Regions from separate parts of the Mus musculus genome. Here all the other regions are linked to region 1. A link is a contact called in ENCODE Hi-C or POLR2A ChIA-PET data. All regions are on one chromosome and are shown on one strand. The core of a region is the stretch at or near the end of the contact, and the rest is flanking DNA. Distances in the headings are between cores, read along the strand shown. Region 1 holds the start of Sez6 (seizure related gene 6). Region 2 holds the start of Pipox (pipecolic acid oxidase). Region 3 overlaps Sez6 (seizure related gene 6).

What was found. Hi-C counts contacts between places; a loop is a spot of excess contacts on that map. ChIA-PET counts read pairs that join two places held with the same protein, here RNA polymerase II (POLR2A).
Region 2: a map of left cerebral cortex shows a loop between it and region 1 (2.5-fold over the local background). The contact joins the promoter of Pipox here to the promoter of Sez6 in region 1. A Hi-C loop is called at or near these places in 5 of 37 maps with a recorded cell type or tissue (adrenal gland and left cerebral cortex). POLR2A ChIA-PET finds 5 or more read pairs at or near these places in 4 of 5 experiments (Patski and embryonic stem cell).
Region 3: a loop to region 1 is called in a map of left cerebral cortex, with 3 times the contacts of the local background. The contact joins the enhancer-like site here to the promoter of Sez6 in region 1. A Hi-C loop is called at or near these places in 3 of 37 maps with a recorded cell type or tissue (left cerebral cortex and mouse trophoblast stem cell). POLR2A ChIA-PET finds 5 or more read pairs at or near these places in 1 of 5 experiments (embryonic stem cell).

What each region holds. Positions count from the first base shown.
Region 1 is chr11:77,929,179-77,932,902 of GRCm38, forward strand. Sez6 (seizure related gene 6) reads left to right here and starts at 1,661. Exons shown (of 17, transcript NM_021286.4): 1 at 1,661-1,936. The coding sequence starts at 1,882. Gm11190 (predicted gene 11190) reads right to left here and starts at 110. Exons shown (of 3, transcript NR_033549.1): 1 at 80-110.
Region 2 is chr11:77,892,052-77,895,775 of GRCm38, forward strand. Pipox (pipecolic acid oxidase) reads right to left here and starts at 1,821. Exons shown (of 8, transcript NM_008952.2): 1 at 1,616-1,821; 2 at 61-209. The coding sequence starts at 1,729.
Region 3 is chr11:77,964,028-77,967,751 of GRCm38, forward strand. The region is part of intron 4 of Sez6 (seizure related gene 6); the gene reads left to right. Among named protein-coding and RNA genes, the nearest start is that of Phf12, 17 kb to the right of the region's middle. Within about 2 kb of position 1,906, at least 1 of the 3 ENCODE cell types and tissues checked has a DNase peak (open chromatin) inside an H3K27ac peak, as active enhancers do; it is left cerebral cortex, where a contact is called at or near this core.

The DNA.
Region 1 (3,724 bases), core at 411-2,910:
CTGTGTAGTCCTGAAGGACCCAGGGATGTGAGAAATGTCAGGAATGCCTGTGAGAAAGGAAGAGCCTCATGGCACTCACCCGTTTCCAGACTTCAGTCAGGCACTTCTGCGCCTGTTCTCCCATTCTGTGGGCAGGTCTTGTTTTCCCTTTCCTCCGTCCCTCTCTCCTGGCTTCTCCACATTTCTGATCTTTTCTTCAAAGGCTCCCCTACCTGCCATCCCTTCTGCTACTCTCCTTTCTCTTCCAATTCACCAGACAACTGTCCAAAATCCTCACCCAGCATCTTCCCCAGATAACTCCACATGCCACCTGCTGCCTGGGATTCTTTACAGCAAGCAAGATGGCTCCCCAGAGCCCACAAAAGGATCTACAGAGCATCAAAGGAGCAAAGCTGGAAGACTGTAAGGACCGAAAGACTCTCCTAGGAATGAAACTTAGGGCAGAAGTCACTTGCTTCCAGGATGAGATGGGGGAAGTGCTGTGGACAAATTGTTGGGGTTTGACCCACGTTCACATGGAAAGAACTCAACATTAAGCTGCCCTTTGAGGGCCTCCTTCTTCCTCTACAGATATTAACATCAGCCACGTGGTTGTGTCCTGTTGAGTCCACTGAAATTCAGTAACAAGCCTAACCATGTCCCTTGGGTCTGAATAATAGCCTCTAGTTCTGCACAGCTATGGCTAGCCTGTTATTGGCCCATGGCTTACTGGGGTTCCTCAGGTCACAAAGTCATGGGATCTTATTTTTCTGTGCTATTGACTATTCCAACTACTCTGGGGTTACTGCCCCTTCTTCAAGTTTTCCTCCATCTGAAACAATCAGCTACACCTGGTGGGTTGAAGGTGTAGCTCAGTGGTAGAGCCCCTCCCTATCTATCAAGTATGGAATCATGTGCCAGGTCCTGGTAAAAAAAAAAATGAAAATTTAAAACTAAAACAGTCATAAAGACCCCTGATATTCATGCTTATCCCATTTTCTTCGTCAGTTCCAAGACCGAAGCTGGTATTGGCATAAAAGATCTGTGTTCCTGTGGCTATTCTTGTTCTACAGAGGAAATAGAGGAAGCAAGGTCTGGAACCCCATGGCTACATGGGGACCCAGGGTGCTGCCTTCAGCACCCCACAGCTTGACCCAGGTTGCCCCCTACCAAGTGGAGAATGTCTCCCCAGGACACAAGTGCCACTGGCTTTTAACTATAATATCAGGATAATTAAGCTTTTCTGTGAGCACAGTTTGCTGCTGATGCAGCTGCCTGGAGCCCTGGCATTTATTGAGCGCAAAGTAATAATTTATTGTCCTTTGTACGTTCAAAAGCCGTCTTCATTATCGGCCCAGGATGGAGCTGCCACAAGGGCAGGCGGGCCTCACCAGCTGCCTCACTGATGTGCATCTTTCCAGATCACCCTTGTAGCTGTCAGGTACCAAGGTGGGGTGGAGAGAGAGGTGAGGAGGGGGTGTTCTCTTTAATGGAGAATCCGATTAGAACCTGACACCTTGGTAAGCTACAAACCCGGGAGAGGGTGGCAAGCTTGGCTGGGCGTGGGCAGCTCGGGAAGGCGGGGGCTGTGTGCCACATTAGCAGGGCAGTCCTTTCCCCAGGGCTCGAAAGCCTGTTCTCTTGCCGCTGGGTCTTCTGCGCCTTTGCTTGAGACTTTACGGTAAGCCGCTCCTCCTGCGCCCCCGCCCCCAGCCCCGCGCGGCGATCCCGGGCGCCGACGCCAGGCGCTGGCCGTGGTGCTGATTCTGTCAGGCGCTGGCGGCGGCGGCGGCGGCCCCGCTGCTCTCCCCGGGACCGGCTCTGCCCCCCGCGCCCACGCCTCTCCCAGTCCCCAGTTCCCCTACCGCGGCCCCGACCCGGGGCGCGGCCGCAAGCAGCACCATGCGCCCAGCAGCCCTGCTGCTCCTGCCCTCGCTGCTGGCGCTCCTGGCTCACGGTAAGGGACCCGGGCGTCCGGCCACAGGACGGGGGCGGGCGCGGACTCCCAGGGGTAGGAAAGCAAGACCATCCCGGCGCCTTGCTCCGTGCGTCCTGTTGTTCCTCCCAAGCACCACGTCCCGCCGGCTGCGCTGTCCCCGGCGCCGACCCAGCCGGGCGGGGCGCGGGCTCTACGGGCGGGAAGCCGCCGCGGCTCCCGCCATTCGCGCCCGGCCGAGACCTCGCCTTTAATCATCTCCCCGGATCTAATGGGATTTCTCTGCTGCAATTCATCACGCCACCCCCTCCCCGCACACACGCGCTCTCCCGCGCGCTCCCTCGCTCCACTCCAGGCGTCTAGGGGCGCCCGGGCGCGTTGCGGGGGGGGCGGCAGGTCGCGGGTGCAGAGTCCGGACAGCCCAGCTACCAGCCCGCCGTTCTGCCTACCCCGCTGGTCTCCAAACTTCGCTCGACTTTGCCGCTTATTCTGGGTCCCTCGTATCCTCACTGCAGAGGAACTGGGTCGGGTGGTGGCCGGACCCGGGACTGGGACATCTCTCACCTACCTCTGCCTTGACGCTGTCAAGTCAGGATTGGAACCTAGAACACAATTCTGGGGAAACATATCCGGGGACCCTGAGAGCCCACTGCCCAGCCCCTCGCTCTTCTCTGGGTTGCAGCAACTGAGGTCCTGGGACTGGCTGCCCTCCCTGAAATTCTTTTCTTGCACACAGACACACACATGCACACACGCACATGCACGGAGCGCTGCTTCTCTTCGGCTCTGCCTTCCTGCCGGGTTCTATCGACCTCGGAGCCGCAGACTAGTTAGCGGAACTCACCGTTTGTCCCAGCCCCGGACGCCGAGTCAAGTCCTAACTTCATTGATCTCGGTCAAGAAACGCTTGGCCTCGGAGTTAGCACCAAGGGAGTTTGGAGGAAAGATGAATGGGAAGCAGGAAGGGTCTGAAGCAAGTGGTCTCGGGAGTCTTCAAATGCTTAGGTCATTCTCCGCTTTTACTAATCGCCTGCTGGGGTCCGCGAAACTGCACTTTTGACTTGGGACTCAAAGTCCCTCGCCATATGGTTATGGTTCCTAGCGTCTGCTGTCAAGGAGGGAGGGAGGGAGATTTGTAACCTTCGGGCTCCATCCTCGAAGGCCGGAGAGTTTGGAGGTCAGAACAGCCAGACCAGGGCTGCTCGGGGCTGGGCTAGTACCAAGCCGCTCTTTTCCCGTCCCGGGGGATGGAGAGGGAGAACATCTTTGAATCTCTAGCTCTACCCACAAGTAGACCACATCTTTGCCCAGCCCACCTGGCTGCCCACACTGGCTCCTCCTAAGACTAGGAAAACTTGGAATTATATGTTCACCTTGCTGGGAGGAAAAAGAAGCCCACTCCAGGGATAAGAAGGGATGAAGAGAAACCCATCTTCTGGGCCAGAAATCTAAGGATATCTCTCTGCATTCGGGACCTGAGTGGGGTATGGCCACATCCTAGCTCCTTTCCTGGAACAGTCTGTGTCTGTTTCCTAGCAATGGAAGTTCTTATCTGAGTGTGTGATCTGGATTCCTCAGGTCTCAGGATGTCTGCAGTTCAGGAGCTCTGAGTGTTGGGTGACAATTCATCAGTTAAGCCACCAGTGTGGAGGTGTAGTCTCTGCCAGCCAGCTCCTTGCAGAGCTGGAGAGAGACCATAGGTCTCCAAGAAGAAAGCTGGTATGGCCGAGAGTCCAGCCCAGATTGGAGGTGTTGAGGTTCGCGTTGGGAGGAATTTACCCACTCTCGCCAGAAGTCTGTGTCCCCAGC
Region 2 (3,724 bases), core at 571-3,070, 37 kb before region 1:
ACATTCAAAGCACCTGGAGGGATGGGTCCCCTGTGTTCCTGGTCTTCCTCCCTCGCCCACCTGTGTAACTGGGTTCCGGCTTCACGCTCCAGCTGGGCCCATGTCTGATAACATTCCTTCATCATCATCGTGTAGAAGTCCTCTGGATAAGCCTTTCTGATTATGCGGCTCTGTCCATGTGAGCTTCCTCGGGAATGGGGAAGAAAGAACTTGACAAGAAAGACAAGAAAGACAATGGAAGTCACTGCCCTTTGGCTCAGCCTTCCCTTTGTTCTTTAGGAGCCATCTTAGGCTTCAAATGGTTCCTTTCTAATCCTGGGGCCTAGACCTCTGGCCTTGCACAAAGGAGGCAAGTAGGTGCCCTGCAGATGAGCTATCTATTGCCCTAGACCTCTTTTTATTTCTTATTTGAGTCACTGTCATGTTATGTAGCCCAGGCAGGCCTTAAGCTTGCAATCCCCCTACATTGGTCTCCTGAGCAACTGGGATTTTCAGGTGCTCATCGCCAGGCCTAGATATTTTCAAATATTTCCATACTTCCAGGTCTCCTTGAGGCCCACTGATTGGCCAGGCATTCTGGTTAGCAATAGTACCTCAGCACTGACTAAATTTTTCCTTTTGTAAATAGCCCTGGCAGCCACCCATCCATTTGTTAATAACCTTCTATTATCCCACTGAATTCACACCCTGCTTAGATGCCTAGAAAAGCAGAGTCAGAAAACCTTCCAGATTATGCAAATCGAGCCCCATGGTTTTCCGGATCAGGAAAAGGATGTCATCTCACTGAGCCTTCAGGTACCCAGGATAAGGGAGCAATCTTAGGATTAGGGGGGTGCGGGGTGAAGCAAAATGGAGGTTTTCCTGCAGGTTGTAACAGAAATCCCTTGGGCTTTGGGAAAACAGAGGAACTGAAGACAATTCCCAGGATGTGGTAACCTGCTCAGAGAGCTGCAAGGCAGAATGGAAAGGAAGAAGCCACAGGGGTAGAAAACTCAACTTGACAGATTGCATAGGCCCCACCCCTGAGGGGCCCTGCAGGGTCCCAGTGCCACCCTCATTTGAAGCAGTCATGTGATCACTTTTCCTTTAAGGAAAGACGACCTGTGTCTTAGTTCCCGGGCATCAAGTGAGGAGGTCGCTGTTACCCAAAGGTGGAAGAATTCAACAGCAGCTCCTGCTAGGTTCTGGAAGGAGCAGCTGAGAAAACGCAGCTTTCTCCAAAGCTGGTACATCAGCCTTTGCCTCTAGGCAAAACTGTCTTTATTTAAGGTTACCCAGAGCAGAATTGATTCTTTTTCTGGTTGTATCAACCATGTGGGCAAAGACAAGACAGGGTTGCAAGAATGAAAAGAAGTGGGACACTTCTTGATCCGGGGCAAGAACTAAGAGACTTAAAAGAGTATACCAAGAAACCTCACGTGGACTTAAGGGTGGGAATTTTCTTTGCATTGTCAAGATCCACGTGAAGTGGCTACGAAGCTACGAAGTGCACAGAATTCCTGATGTCTGACCGTTTGGCTTCACTTATAGCCCAAAAATTCTGGAAAGCCCTCCCTAGGAGAGGAAAGAAGAGGGGACAGTCTTATATAGCAGAAGGGCAGAAGGCACAGTGTACCTGCTCCAGCAGGAGGACGCTCTTGGAGTGTTTGGCCAGGTGGTACGCGGTAAAGCAGCCCTGGATGCCTGCTCCAATCACAATAGCATCCCAGAAATCTGTCTGAGCAGCCATGATGCCACAAAGCCCACTGAAGAGAAGGCAAACAAAGGCACCTCCAGGCTACAGGGGGAGGAGGGAGGCAAAGTCCAGCTAAACTAGAGTTCCCACAATCCCTTGGGGCTCATGTCCTTGTCTTTCTTTCCCTCCCCAAAAAGCCTGGCACAGGGCTCAGCCTCCGCCTCCCCCTGCAGAGCAGAGCTGGGTGGACTGATTTGTGAGGTTTCGCCCAGCTCAGCTGCTAGCCTCACCCTTGCATCCCTCCAGTTTGCTATTCTTGGCTCAATTATTGTCATGCAAATGGCGCCTTCCCATGCCACCTTCCTGTCTCATTATGATCTTTGTCTCAGGACTTTGCCCGGAATTTCAATGCCTCCCAGACCAAGCTGGGCCCCGGGAATGCTGCCTCCCCCTGCTGGCTTCCCTCTCTGCAGCTTGATTTCCTCCAGAGAGCTACCCGGCCAGCCAAGAACTTGGCAGGATGCCCAGGGTATGGCCCTCCTCCCTGGTGGGTGGCGAGGTCAGGGGGTAGATGCAGGGGCCAACTGGGAGGGCAGTTTTGTGATTATGAAATCATTCTCAGTGTGTTTTACTTTCATGTTGAAAAAAGGACAATAAATGATCCTGAAGAGGAAAAAAAAAAATCCAGGAAAGGACAGTGCGAGGAAGAACCTTGTCCTCAGGCACACGGGGAACCAGGCACCAGCCAGCACACACAGGGGCCATGTGCAGAGAAGCCTTCTGTGCCAGGCAGCAGGCTCAATGGGGATTGTTACAGGCACTGGGGACAGAGCCAGGGTTGGCAGGTCCTGATTCTTATACACTTTGGGGGTCCATTTTAAGATAAAAGGGGAAAGGGGCCTGGAGGCTTAGCTCAGCGGTAGACTTTTGTGTTTGGCATGTTCGGGGTCCTGGGTTTAGCACCCAGCACTAAAAATAAAAGAGAAAAAAAAAAAAAAAAGAAAAAATTAGTCATGCAAAACTAGATGGCAGGACTTCGAAGAGACCGCTCAATTAGAGAGCCCCATGGTTGAAGTTTTATTAGCTTCCTGGTAAATCTGCCTCGGAATACATTATCTCATTAAATTCTCAGGATTTTTTTTTTTTTTTGTATGTGTGTGTGTGTATTTTTATCCTCATTTTTTTTGAGCAGATTAGAGATAGCCTCAAGTTCTCTGTCGGTTTTCCCATTACATGCTTGCCCAATAGAATACAGTGACTGCTACCCTCTTTCTGACCCAAGCCTTTGGACATCTTCTTGTGTTGAAGCACTCGTTCTTAGACCCTGAACCAACATGTTAGAAGTCCAGCCACTCTGTGAGAGAGAGAGATGAGAAAAGTCACACATAGGAAGAGAAGCCATTTTGGACCTTGTGTCCAGACAAACTAACCACCCATGACCTGACCCAGTCCATGGCACGTGACCCAACAGCCAAGCTGTGTCAGCATTCCCCAGTTTTATGAAGTAAAATAAAATGCTTGTTTTTAGACACTAACTTTTGAGGTTGGTTGTTTATAATCATAAACACACCACTAAACAGACAAAGATGGCAGGATCTGCCCAAGGACCCATTCTAGGTGTGCCAAGAGGCTAAGATGTGAACCCAGGTCTATCTGCTCCAAAACTTACTTCTTGTTAGTATTTTCTTTCGTTTTTTTTGGATACAGGGTCTCATGTATCGCTTAACTGGCCTCCAACCTGCTTTGCCTCCACAGGTGACCTTGAACTTCTGATTTTTCTGCCCCTACCTCCTGGGAAAATAGACCCGTACCATCATGTTGGTTTAATATGGTGCTGAGGACCAAACCCAGGGCTTTACCAATGAATGTTAGGCTGAAACTCTGTTACCTGAGTCACAAGCCCAGCCCGGGGACACTTCCCTCTCACTACAATGCTATAGTGACAATGAGAGAACTTATAGTCGTGATTCTGATTTTAACATTTTGCTGTGTATCTGGTGGCCATACAGTGGAAGAGAGAAAACAATGATGGGGGGGGGGGGCACAGTG
Region 3 (3,724 bases), core at 656-3,155, 35 kb after region 1:
TTTAGCTCAGTGGTAGAGCGCTTGCCTAGCAAGCGCAAGAACCTGGGTTCGGTCCTCAGCTCTGGAAAAAAAAAAAAAAAAGACAAAATAACAAAAAGACCAAAAAGACCAAAAAAAAAAACAAGGAAAAAAATTTGATTGGCAATTAATCTACTGTAATATTGCTATAAATACAGTCAAGTGTCCAACTTCACCACAATTTTTATTCATTTTGAAAGCATTTAAAACTATAGAAAAGTACAAAAATAAGACAGGCTGTCCACACACCACAGTTCAGAATAAGCCGGCATCTTTACAATCTTCACATATTATTTGTAGTCTTTAGCAAATACTTCAAAGGCATACCCTCCACACAAATACATAGACATACAGACACACACACACACAAACACACACACACACACACACACACACACACACACACACACACACACACGATGGCCCAGGACAACTTGGCATGAAGTGTTTTCTTTTTTTACCATGTAGGTTCAGGGGTTGATCTCGGGTCCTCAGCCTTGGCAGTCGACACCTTCACCGATGAATCATCTCACAGCCCTTATCTTACACCATAGCTCAGGCCGACCTCAAACTCACCACAGCACTAGGGCCTCGGCCTCCTGGGTGTAAGGATTACAGGCCCCAGCTACCATGCTGGCTAGAAACGCCACTCTTCCTTCTCTGCTCCTCTGTAGTCGCTGCCTGACCCTCCCTTTCCTACTGGGAAGGCTAAACCATCTATGCTTCAAAGTTAGTTACCGTTTGAGTAAAGCAAAAAGGTGCTTAGCATGCCCTCCACTACGGAAACCAGCATTACTCGGCTTGCAGGATGCATGCGGAGCGAGGCGAAGCTGGAGCTTCCTCATAGGGTTCCTTCTTGCCCACCCCTTCCCTGGGCTGGAAGTCTGTTCCGTCCTTTGCACAGGTTAACTTTAATTCAGACCCCCCCACCCCCCCTCGCGCACGTGCTAACAGGGGGATAATTGGTAAGAACAATCAAGACATTGTCTTGCGCTGGCATAGACCACTTCTGCAGCTCTGTAGGGGGGAAGAATTGATGGGGGGGGGGGGGCAGGCATCCTGGAGCTAGGAATGCTCTGACCCTGTCTCTTCATCTTGTCAAGGCTTTGCCATCCAAACTGGGGGGAGCAGCCTCTGTCAGCAGGGACCTTAATGCTGGGCAGAGGTTGTCCAGGCCCTCAGCAGTGGTAGGTCCCCACCCTGGCAGGGATGACCATCTGGGCGGCCCCTCCAGCCTCCCTAATGGCTCATCAATCCTCCTCAGCAGCAGGCATAATTTCATGCCACAGTAACCTTTTCTCTTGCTGCAAATTCCTTTGCACAAAACTCCAGTTCCCTCTTTGTGCTTCCAGACAAAAGTGGGAGAACACAACAGGGCCGGAGGCCTAGCAGGGGGAGCAGAGTCCTAGGAGAGCCTAGGGGAGCTGGCCCACTCCTGCTCTTTGTCCCAGCGGCCCTCCCTCCTCTGCCCAGTTTTTGTCAATGATCAGCTCTTTCCTTAATGAGTGTAATTCCCCTAATTATAGACTGTAATTAGCCCTGATCCCAGAGATGGGAACAGGAGGAGCGTGTGCTCACGGGCATTTCTCGTGGGCTGGAGAAAGAGGGTGCCAGGAGAGTGAGGGAGGGCCTGGGAACACACGCCTGCACCTGTGCAGGCAGGCGCTGTCCAAGCTGATGAAGGAGAGGGCACAGTCGTGAGCTTCCACACAGGCCTGTGGCTGGATAGATTCCTCTGGCCGGGTCCCAGTCCCCTAGTCCGGGTGGAGAGTCAGAGTGCCGGGGAGGCCCCTCCCTCCTGCATCCAAGCATTCCTGGCACTGGAGTTGGCTCCGAAACAGCCGCCAGCAAGAAAATAACTCAACAGATTGTGGTGGTGCAGACTCCCTGGGAACGGTTGGTTGTCATGGCAATAGGAAGCTCATCTTGGGAAGTGGCACTTACCCACGATGGAGTCTGGGGGTGCCTCTCGATGCTACCAGCCCCCTGCTTTCACATGATTCCAGCCCACTCCCTCCCCAGGTTGTGCTGGGACTCACGGGGAAGATGAGAGCGCAGGTGCTGGGTCTGACACCTGGCCTATGGCTCCCAGGGAGTCAGCTCCTCCTCATCCCCAGGCTGGGTGCAGTCCTCCCTATCCTCCCCGAGGGAGAATCAGTGACTTGCTGGACCAGCTCCAAGGCCAGCCTGGACTGTCACTCTCAGGTGTCTCTGACTCCACCGGCCAGGATCCCATATTAACTGGGGCCAGGTAGGAAGCAAAGGACCTCGAGAGGCAGGCAGGTACTCCAATCCCTACCCTACCACACTTCTACAGTATGACAAGGGTCAGAAGCCCTCTGACCCTCAGTCTCTCCCAACCTCAGCTTTCTTTATCTTTAAAATGGGTCAATAGCCCCTACCCTACCTTCTTTCTTCCGCGTGTATGATGGGTACTAGGCGAGAAGGGGCTCTTTAGAAACTAGACAGCACAGCAAATGTAAGAAGCTGTTCCTACTCGCAACGGCAAACATTAACAACCAGCTTTGGGGGAAACGGGGCAGAGGTAGGTGTGTGCGTTGTGCAGGCACTGCACATATGGCCTCCCGCTTAACCTCCCCAGCGCTGCAGGCAGTGCTCTAAATCACCGGTTAAACAAAGAAACCATCGAGGCATGGAGCAAAGAAGTAACCTGCCCAAGGTGGCAGTGTAGGAAGTAACGGGCAGAGTCTGCATTTAAACCCAGGGAGTCTGACCCCAGAATCCATCTCCTAAGCACTGCCCTCTCCACTGGCCAGTCACAACTAGCCTTTTATTGGTCAAGCCCTCAAAACTCTCTTCTTGTTTTCACATAGCAACTAAGTATATGACAGGTGGGGAAGGCCTCAAAACTGAGTCACAGTCAACTCAAGCTTTGGTAGCTCATCTGCCCAAAGGCAGCCCCTTTGTCTGTTCATATAAAGGCACAGAGCAGGGGAACACCAGGGCCAAAAAGGGGGAGTGGGTGCGCAGGGGAGTGGGGGTGGGTGGATATGGAGGACTTTTGGTATAGCATTGGAAATGTAAATGAGCTAAATTCCTAATAAAAAATGGAAAAAAAAAAAAGAGTTGTAAGACAAGAAAAAAAAAAAAAATAAAGGCACAGAGGCACAGTCAAGCCTTCCTTTTTACTTTTCTCCTTGTCTGCTCCAGGCATTCTACCTCTTAGACCCAAGCCAGACTCCCTCTTTATAAGCTATTCCTGGGCTTTAGCCTAAGGGTTGGGGTTTACCAGACAATTTTATGGGATTTGCTGCCCCTGTGTGGTCATAAATGGTACGACAACTCCCAAAGCAACCAGAGTGGCCAATCCCACCTCCAATTTCCAAGAAAGTGAGTGTGACTTTCTCACATCCGTCCCACTGTCCCAAAGTCGTTTGCAGGGCTGGAGAGATGGCTCAGTGGTTAAGAGCAGTGACTGCTCTTGCAGAGGTCCCGAGTTCAATTCCCAGCAACCACATGGTGGCTCACAACCATCTGTAATGGGACCCAATACCCTCTTCTCGTGTGTTCTACTCATATACATAAAATAAATAATCCTTTAAAAAAAAAGTCGCTTGCTGACCTGCTGATCATGTTTCTTAGTACTTAGTACTTCTTAGAAGCTACCCTAATAAAGCCTCACCAGCGTGACTGCCTAAACGTGAGCTGAACAAAACAACTGTAGATATGCCAAAGTACCCGGCAA